2 separate regions of the Homo sapiens genome follow, and region 1 is linked to region 2. The links are chromatin loops, found by intact Hi-C in ENCODE. Cell type or tissue: CD4-positive, alpha-beta T cell. All regions are shown on one strand.

What was found. Hi-C counts contacts between places; a loop is a spot of excess contacts. Peaks named below come from ENCODE experiments on the same cell type or tissue, not always from the same donor. Only the 100,000 strongest peaks of a DNase experiment are listed, where the experiment ranks them.
Region 1: a loop joins it to region 2, with 19 times the contacts of the local background. A loop is called at or near these places in 2 of 110 quality-filtered maps.

What each region holds. Positions count from the first base shown.
Region 1 is chr2:84,020,927-84,025,926 of GRCh38, forward strand. No RefSeq gene overlaps it. Among named protein-coding and RNA genes, the nearest start is that of SUCLG1, 440 kb to the right of the region's middle. In CD4-positive, alpha-beta T cell, no CTCF peak of the experiment used is centred here; a DNase peak (open chromatin) is centred at 2,095.
Region 2 is chr2:85,282,754-85,287,753 of GRCh38, forward strand. TCF7L1 (transcription factor 7 like 1) reads left to right here. Exons shown (of 12, transcript NM_031283.3): 4 at 742-825. Among named protein-coding and RNA genes, the nearest start is that of TGOLN2, 43 kb to the right of the region's middle. RefSeq lists a silencer at 2,871-2,940. In CD4-positive, alpha-beta T cell, CTCF peaks have their summits at 2,920 (motif pointing left) and 3,119; a DNase peak (open chromatin) is centred at 2,898.

The DNA of each region.
Region 1 (5,000 bases), 1.3 Mb before region 2:
CCTCCTCTGAGGTTTGTATTCCTGAGTAGGATCTTTAAAATGCTCACTTGCCTCTTTTGGAATGTAGATTTGAAAAGGATATGGCAAATGTTAAACAGTTATTTTGCCATAAACTTAATTTTCTCACACACATATCCAACGGCTTTTGCTGATGTATTTTAACTTTACTAATAGGCTTGCAACTAAAAGCGATGTTCCTTCTCATTGCTATTGGAACCATATATTAATTGACAATGCAATGTTTAGCATACATCAACATTAAACACAATAGGCTCCTTTGATAACAATGTGTGTTGTGTGTGCTACTTGCATCCAATCTAATTAGATGAGTTTTTATCCCAGCCAACTGAAGATTAATACATATACAGTATAATCTCTTAAAATATTGGTGCTTTGGTTTGTTAGTAAGAAACTACAATAGAATCTATTTCTGCCATTGGGCATATAATGACTCAAAAAATACAAATATACTACATGTTTATTAGACAGTATGAATCAGTTCAGTGGCAATGGACAAAGATACTAGAGATACTAGGAGCTAGGCTTCACAGAATGCGTGAGTGCTTCGATATGGGCTTGAGGAACAGCCACTCCTTGCATTTTGCTCTAATGGTTTACTTAAAGCCTAATATTTCCAATATCATTTTTTCTTAAATTCTCTTTTCTGAACATTTTGGGTTCTCTAGAAGGTATTGGTTTGGCAAGAAAGAAACTTGACAGATAAGTCACACTATTAGAGTCACTATTATAGCCCACTTTTATAGCTGCCGTGTAAGACACTAGAATTGTCCTAGGACTCAACTTTAATATATATGTCTGGATCCTGAGAGAAAAGATCAAAGAGAAAGTATGGCTGTTATTAATTCCCAAAGTGAACCATTCAAGATTATGTTAGGCTGCATGTAATTAATTGTAACCTTACTACTATGAATAAACCAAGGAGGGATTAATAAAAAATAGAGTGCTGCAGGGTTATATAATTCCTGAGGGCCTTCTTCATATTGCAGCCCTTAGGATTCTGCTACAGCCCTTAGAATTGGTCCAACTGTAGCTACAGTGTGGACGGAGCCCCTTCCATGTGGTAATGTTGAGATAAGCAGGCAGTTAAGGCTGGTATGGCTTCTGAGTTCCATTTTCCTGCTCTGCCATCCTTAGAACATGCTTTTCTTCTGATTGCAAAGGTGAGCCCTGCAACCCCAGGAACTCTGTCCACATTTTCAATAGTAATATAGCAGAAGGGCAATCAATAGAGAGGCTTTTCCTCTAAAGTCTTTGACTTTGGGACTGGGGAAGGGACAACCTGTCCAGGAATTGTTTGCCTATATTGCACGGCTAGAACTGAATTACATTGCCTCCTGTAGCTGCAAGGAAATCTGGGAAATAAGTATGGGATTACCCACAGGAAAATCAGGATTCTATTAGTAATGAACAGGGGAGTAGGAATATCAGATAGCAACTGGCAGTGTTTACTATACCCAGTAACTTGAATTCAGACATTCTCCCAAGAGACTGAGGATGAGGAGGGCCTGAAGAATATGCACCCATACCCAGTCTAGAATGCTCTAATTTACCATCTATTATCTTATGTATTTTATGTATTTGTTTTATATGTCTCTTTCCCACTTGAAAGCAAGTTTGATGTAAGCAGGATTTTTTTTTCCTTTTTGGTTAAATTCTGTATTTCCCAATTCTTAGAACAGTGACTGGTACAAAGGAGGTAAATAATATTTGTTACATGAGGAAACGAATAGTCATCCCAGCCAGGGAATAAGTAGATCTGAGCTCTACCTAGCAATAGGTGGAAATGAAATAAGGGAGGAGATAAATATGAGCTGCTAAGATGTCCATGTTTACTTCATTGTGAAACTCTAGAATTTTAAAAAGAAACTTTCAAAAACGGATCCATGGATTAGTTGCATAGCATCGCAGCTAACACTAAAGGGTTCTACAGGGACTTCATAGTTTAAAAAAAGAAAAAATCAGGAAGTAGAACTACAAACGACAAAACTTTTCCTAAAACCCATGATGCTTAGAGAGCAATTCCTTACAAGAGAGCTCCAGCAAAACATACAGATTTAGAACTTGCCACCAGGAGGAGCTACTGAGAGATCCTACTTTTCCAAAGGTGTCATTAGAAGAAGCAGATGTCCTCCAGGCAAAAAGACAATTTGATTTGGAGATTTCTGCAGTTCTTTGCTATTCCCAAGTGATCACTTTCACAGGAGAAGAACACTGGCTCTAATTTCCTATTTTGCATGAGTAGGGAGACTTTAGGGGTTAATATCCATTATGTATTATATGTTGCTGAAAAGAGAATATAACTTTTTCACTGGCAAAAATAGTGTGAGGGTCAGTGAGGCCAGGTGCAAGAAGGCCTTGGAGGGAAAAAGAAAGTTAGAAACACTAGGCAAAGATTTCTTGTGTAGTTAGATGCACGTTAGCAATTTGGCCCCTTTTCGGAGCATAGGAAGAGTCCAGACAAGTGACTGAAGAAGTAAACAAACAGTATGCTAAGGCCGGGCGCAGTGGCTCACGCCTGTAATCCTAGCACTTTGGGAGGCTAAGGCAGGCAGATCACGAGGTCAGGAGATTGAGACCAGCCTGGCTATCATGGTGAAACCCCATCTCTACTAAAAATACAAAAATTAGCCGGGCATGGTGGCAGGTGTCTATAATCCCAGCAACTCGGGAGGCTGAGGAACGAGAATCTCTTGAACCCAGGAGGTGGAGGTTGAAGTGAACGGAGATTACACCACTACACTCCAGCCTCGGTGACAGAGCGAAACTCCATCTCAAAGAAAAAAAAAAGAAAAAAAGAAAAAAAAAAGGAAAAAGAAAGAAAGAAAATGTATGCTAAGCTACTTACAGATAGAGTATGAGATCTGGCCACGTAAAGATCTACTGGGTGAAAATGATTGAAATCAAAATCTTCAATAATGAGAATGATCTAGTAACTATTCATAACTGATACTAATAATTACCTCAATTTTGCTCTGGGAATTACCTTAAATTAATCAGTTGCAAAGATACGAGTTACAAGGGCAAACAATAAAAATTAAAATATCTACCTTCTTATTATTGATGATTGAATGGAAAATGCTATACAGACACTCTGGGATCTCACCTGAGTTGATATTTAGGGATTAACATATATTAATTATTTTATATACATACACATATCAATATCTTAATTAATATATATTCTATTTAAATGTCTTAACTGTGCAATTTTATTGCCCAAATAAGATATTATTTGATAATATTTTATAAAATCAGGATATACATCTAAAGTGCACTTAACATTTTCTCAACAGATAGACAAGATGCATATTTTCTGCTTCTAGGTACTCAGAAACTGAAGCAGAAGTAAATTATATGCATAAAATATAGAAAGGTCAACATTGTAGATATAAAATCAGAGGTATAGATATAAAATTGGAGAGACGACATTTTGCAGTTTGATGCATCTTAGAGTCAGAGAAAACCACGTTTAAATCCCTGAGATACCATTTACCCACTGTGTGATTGCAGGCAATGTACTGCATACACCTAAAATTCAGTTTTCTGATCTATAAAATGAAGATCTGAATATCTTTTATTCTGGTGACAAGTGATTTAGTGGGAAAAATCAAAGATGCCAAGCACACAACCACTTCTTGATAATTGTCAGTTATGAAACCTAATACATATGGACGTTGAATTGAGAGAGTAAAACAAAGTCATTACCATCAGCTTTTCTACTTCAGAACAGGAAATTTTTTAAGTAGGAGACGGGATGGGCAATGAAAACTCTTCTGCCTGGAATTATTTCTCCATTTGGCCCTGGTAAGGCTTAGGAATCCTGATATTAAGATTTCATTTGAATTAAGACAATCAAACTTTATTTTAAAATTCACGTTTGGTATCTGTGGTAAGCAGAATATTGGGCTCCAAAGGCATCTACATCCAAATTGCCAGGATCTATAAATATGTTCTTACAGGGCAAAAGGGATTGTGCAGATATAATTAAATTAAGGATCCTGAGATGGAAAGATTATCCTGGATTATCCAGTTGGTACAAATCCAGACCTTAAAATTGGAGAATTTTTCCAGTCTGGGTCAGAAAGATGAGACAGAAGAAGAAAGAGAGATTTAAAGCATTGATGGGCTCAATGTGCCATTGCTGGCTCTGAAGATGGAGGAAGGAGGGAAACACTGGCAGCCACTATCAGCCAGCAAGAAAACAAGGATCTCAGTCCTATACCCACAGGAATCAAATTCTGCTAAGGACTGGAATGAATAGGAAACAGACCAACCCTTAGGGCCTCTAAAAAGACCACAATCCTACCAATACCTTGATTTTAGCCCAATGAGACCCATGTCACACTTCTGACCTACAGAACTGTGAAATAATAAAATGTGTGTTGTTTAAGCTGTACATAGCAAGGAATTTGTCCTTACGCAAAGATAAATCTGCTCTTTTTCTTTGACTATAAAGTGGTAATCTCTGGGCCCCTGGAATGTCTGTCCTGCCTGGCAAGAGTGTCCTTGTTTTCCTGGGAGCTTTTTCCACCAGACAGTCCAATAAAGTGATCTATAATGGGGGCTTTGGACAACACTGTATCAATTCCAATATCTGGAGGAAGTGGAGACTAAAGATCTTAGCTCAACTCAGAGAGAAGCTAGAGGCTAAAGGTCAGCCCAATGGGAAGTATGTATTTGAATCCCAATAAAAATTCTGGAGAGACAGGCATGGTGGCTCACACCTGTAAGCCCAGCACTTTGGGAGGCCAAGGTAGGTGGCTCTAGCCTGGGCAACATGGCAAAACCCTGTCTCTACAAAAAAAGTATACACACACACACACACACACACACACACACACACATATATACATACAAAAATTACCCAGGTGTGGTGGCTCACAACTGTGGTCTCAGCTACTTGGGAAGTGGAGGTGAGGGGCAGAGGTGAGAGGATCACTTGAGGCTGCAGTGAGCTGCAATTACGATCATGCCATTAC
Region 2 (5,000 bases):
CTCTTGGCAAGGACTGTGCCATGCCAGAGAGAGAGAGAGATTGTGTGTGTGTGTGTGTGTGTGTGTGTGTGTGTGTGTGTGTGTGTGTGTTGGGGAAGTACTGTTTGGTTTGGGTTTTTTGCACTGACATGAGAAAGAATGGGGTGCTGGGTAATCTTTTTCAGGGTTGAGAGACGCTATAATGAAGGAAAGCTCAGCATCCTTGAGTTGGGGTAGATGTTGCCCATGACTCTGTGTCAGGCAGATGGCTTTTATTCATTCATTCCCAGATACTTCTGGATGGCTGTTTCGTAGGGAGCATTGTGTGTGGATGTCGTAAGTGATGGAAATGGATGGGGCAGGATGGCCATCTGGGAGCCTCTGCCTCCTTGGTCAGCCCTGCGTGTCCATGACTACAGCATAGGGAGGGGACTTGAGCCTCACTAGTAGGTTCTTTGAATATGTTGATTGGTTGTGCTGGAATGGATCGGTTCTCTCCACCACTTAAAGTTCAGCTTAGTTGTCATTCGTGTCCCCCCCCCCAAAATGACATAGGGCGTGGTGAGGCTGGTAGTGATTGTAAATATATGCTCGCTCCTGTTATAATCGTTTGGAAATTGACCCAGTACAGGGCATGTGGCATGAAAATGCAGGCCACCCCAATGGCCTGCCCCGGTGCCCTAACAGCAGAGCCCAGCAAACTTTGAGTACTTGTGAGGCCTCATCTCACCAACAGCTTTTTCTTTTCTGTTCCCTGTGCAGTACCTGCAGATGAAATGGCCCCTCCTCGATGTCCCCTCCAGCGCCACAGTCAAGGACACGAGGTCACCATCTCCAGCACACTTGGTAAGTCTGTTTCACCTTAAAGCACCAAAGGGCCACTATTAGTGGCCTCATCCCATGCCACTGCCTTCTGCCATCACGCTGAAGCAGATGGGGTCCAACAGTGTTTCCTCAAATGTGTGAGTACAGTGAGGAAGAGCTGAGTGCTTGGGGCTAACAATTGGGTTGTGACCTCAACACACACACCACACCGCCTCAGATGTTTTGTAATTGGAATAGCCGTCCCCCAACCCCCATGGCCCTGGCTGCTCACCCTGGTTCATCACAGAAGCCTGCCTGCGATCCTTCCCGGCTGCCATCTGAACCCGCTGCCCACTTCACGTGGGCAAGGGTGGCTTCTCTGTCCTGTTGAGGCTTACCCAGAATTGCCTCCTCTTCTCCCTCATAGCTGCCAGGCAATAGTTGAAGAGGCTCTTCTGTTTTTGTTTTTGTTTTTGTTTTTGTTTGTTTTTTGAGACGGAGTCTCGCTCTTTTGCCCAGGCTGGAGTGCAGTGGCACAATCTTGGCTCACTGCAACCTCTGCCTCCCAGGTTCAAGCGATTCTCCTGCCTCAGCCTCCCAAGTAGCTGGGACTACAGGCATGTGCCACCACGCCTGGCTAATTTTTGGTATTTTTAGTAGAGACGGTGTTTCACTGTGTTAGCCAGGATGGTCTCGATCTCCTGACCTCGTGATCCGCCAGCCTTGGCCTCCCAAAGTGCTGAGATTACAGGCATGAGCCACCGCGCCCGGCCGAAGAGGCTCTTCTGTACAGGATGTTATAGGAAAGAATTCAATAGGACGTATGCAAACAAATGCTCCTCAGGGCAGCCGAGCCTCTTCTGCCAGGCCCTGTGGCAATACCAGCTGGAAAGGAGGGTCTGGACAATCCTGGGAGACAGGAGCAGTGGATCCAAGCAGTACCTCTGGCCTCCTCAGGACATGCAAAGGACTGAAACCCAAAGCTGATAAGAGATGCTCCTGGAACAGAACCAGATATCCTACTTTCCTGGGCTTTTCCTGGGTGCTTGGGTCAACACTTGCCTTAAGATGCACTCACCCCACAAGCTAACTGGTGCTCGCCGACTGTACAGTGAGCCTCAGAATCAGGGAATGCGGTTAGAAGGGACCCTCATCCTGCATGACCTATGCATTTTACAGACGAGCAGACATAGGACTTCACTGTTACTGCCCTGTACTAGGTATTAGGCGTTGGGCTTCTATGATGTTTATTAAAGTTTAATTACAGAAAATTTTAAAGATGTATCAAAGTAGAGAGAATTACATAATGAATCCCCATGTTCCCTTCACCCAGAATTTCCCTCCTGCTACATAGGGGATTTAAAGTGAATCCCAGACATTACTTCATCTCATAGGACATTTTAAGAGATACTGATAGCTGGGCGCAGTGGCTCACGCCTGTAATCCCAGCACTTTGGGAGGCCGAGGTGGGCGGATCACGAGGTCAGGAGATCGATACCATCCTGGCTAACACGGTGAAACACCGTCTCTACTAAAAATACAAAAAATTAGCCAGGCGTGGTGGCGGGCGCCTGTAGTCCCAGCTACTAGGGAGGCTGAGGCAGGAGAATGGTGTGAACCCCGGAGGCGGAGCTGATAGTGAGCCGAGATCGCGCCACTGCACTCCAGCCTGGGTGACAGAGCGAGACTCTGTCTCAAAAAAAAAAAACTGATAATTCTTATTCATTAAAAGCTTAGAGTCTAGCAGAAGAGAAAGAAGATATGTGCAGAAAGCTAAATAAATAAGGGTGCAGGGAGCCTGTATGATTTCCAGTAATCAGGAGACCTGCTCCTGTGGAGCCCTTGGGAGTTTACAGTGGGATCTACAGTGGGATGCCACATGCAGCTCTCAGGTGATTGTCACAGCCATCACCAGGGAGTCAGGCAAGGATGACAGTGGAAGGAACCGTGAGTGCGGGACCAGCCATCCGGGAAAGGCAGCAGGTTCTGCAGCCAGTCGCCAAGGCACAAGCTGCTGTTGAACAAGCACTCCACACCTCAGGCATAAGCCAGGGTAGTGGCTTTGGCCCAGAGTCCCACTTGGGATAGCCAAGCACGAGGCGCGGGTGCCCTCTAGTGGTGCCAGTCAGCCCTGGTGGAGGATGTGCGGACCACATCTGCCCACCCTAGACCTGGCTCGTGCCCTGCACCTCCCCCCAGTGCAGCCATCTCTGTTTCAGATCTGTGCCTTCCTCTACCTCTCCTGTGCCGTCTGCCAGCCCACTCCTGAAGACCTGAGATGGCTGGGTCCTCTGTCTTAGTTTCTCTCTGCATATTGTCGCATCTCCATCTACTTTTCAAGAATGTTATTTCCCTTTAAAAACTAACACATGAGGCCGGGCGTGGTGGCTCACGCCTGTAATCCCAGCACTTTGGGAAGCTGAGGCAGGCAGATAACCTCAGGTCGAGAGTTCGAGACCAGCCTGACCAATGTGGAGAAATCCTGTCTCTACTAAAAATACAAAATTAGCCAGGCATGGTGGCGCATACCTGTAATCTCAACTACTCAGGAGGCTGAGGCAGGAGAATCGCCTGAACCCGGGAGGCAGAGGTTGCAGTGAGCCGAGATTGTGCCATTGAACCCCAGCCTGGGCAGCAAGAGCAAAACTCCATCTCAAAAAAAAAAAAAAAAAAATCGGCGTGGTGGTACGCGCCTGTAATCCCAGCTATTTGTGAGGCTGAGGCAGGAGAATTGCTTGAACCCAGGAGGTGGAAGTTGCAGTGAGCTGAGATTGCACCACTGCACTCCAGCCTGGGCAACAGAGCAAGACTCTGTGACTCAAAAAACAAACAAACAAAAAAAAAAACTAACATATAGTGGCCAGGTATGGTGGCTCATGCCTTTAATCTCAACACTTTGGGAGGCCAAGGAGGGAGGATTGCTTGAGGCCAGGAGTTTGAGACCAGTCTGGGCAACATGGTGAGATCTCTACAAAAAAGACGGAGTTTTGCTCTTGTTGCTCAGGCTGGAGTGCAATGGCGCGATCTTGGCTCACCACAACCTCTGCCTCCTGGGTTCAAGCGATTCTCCTGCCTCAGCCTTCCAAGTAGCTGGGATTACAGGCATGTGCCACTATGCCCGGCTACCTTTGTATTTTTAATAGAGACAGGGTTTCTCCACGTTGGTCAGACTGGTCTCAAACTCCCAACCTCAGGTGATCCACCCTCCTCGGCCTCCCAAAGTGCTGGGATTACAGGCGTGAGCCACTGCGCCTGGCCAAAATTTTTAAAATTAGCCAGATGCAGTCATTCACACCTATAGTCCCATTTACTCAGGAGGCTGAGCTGGGAGTTCGGAGCTGCAGTGAGCCATGATTGTGCCACTGCACTCTAGCCTGGGTGACAGAGTGAGACCCTGTCGTGAACAAAAAAACAAAACTAACACGTGTACTCTGAGTTTCCCATTCTTCCTTTTGCACAGAGCAATCCTCTGAGAAATGAAAGAAAAACCCTGTGTTCAGCCTTCCTGTTCCTGTGAGCACCGTCCTGTTTCTTTTTTATTGTTTACCGCCTGACTTCCCACACCTCTGTCACCTCCTTTATTCTGCCACTCCACTGCAGCCCGGCTTAGCGCTTCAGTCACCATCGAATAACTAACTCCACTCATTTTCCTGCTTTTTTGCAACACAGCCGACAGCCAAGGCCTGACTACTCTCTGCTTCCTGTAAATCTTATCATTGACTCCAAGATACTGTATTAATACACATAATCAGTTGTTTGTCTTTTTGAAGCTTCCATTTTCTTTCTAGACTTTTATTCAAATAAATCAACTCTTCATCATCACTTATTCCTCTCAATGTTTGTGACAGAAAAAATATATAAAATCCCATCAAGAGAGCTGTAGAACTCTCAAGAAAGTTCTACACCCGTAGTTCCAACTGCCAAACAAACATCTAACCATTGCAGATGTGTGCTCTGCAAATAATAACTCAGCATTGTGGTGGAGCAGGGGTCCCTTATTTTGTCTAAGGGCAGAGAAGCATGAACCGTTGCCACACATGGCATTATAGATAGCAACATGGATAGTTTTCTAGTAAATTTTATATTACCGTAGTCTATATTATAATATAGCAAAGCAGACACAGGCCTCAAAAACTTAAGGAACATTTATGGGAGAAAATCTTAACTGGGAATTCAACAGATGGGGAGAAGACCATCATTCTCAGTTTTTGAGGCAG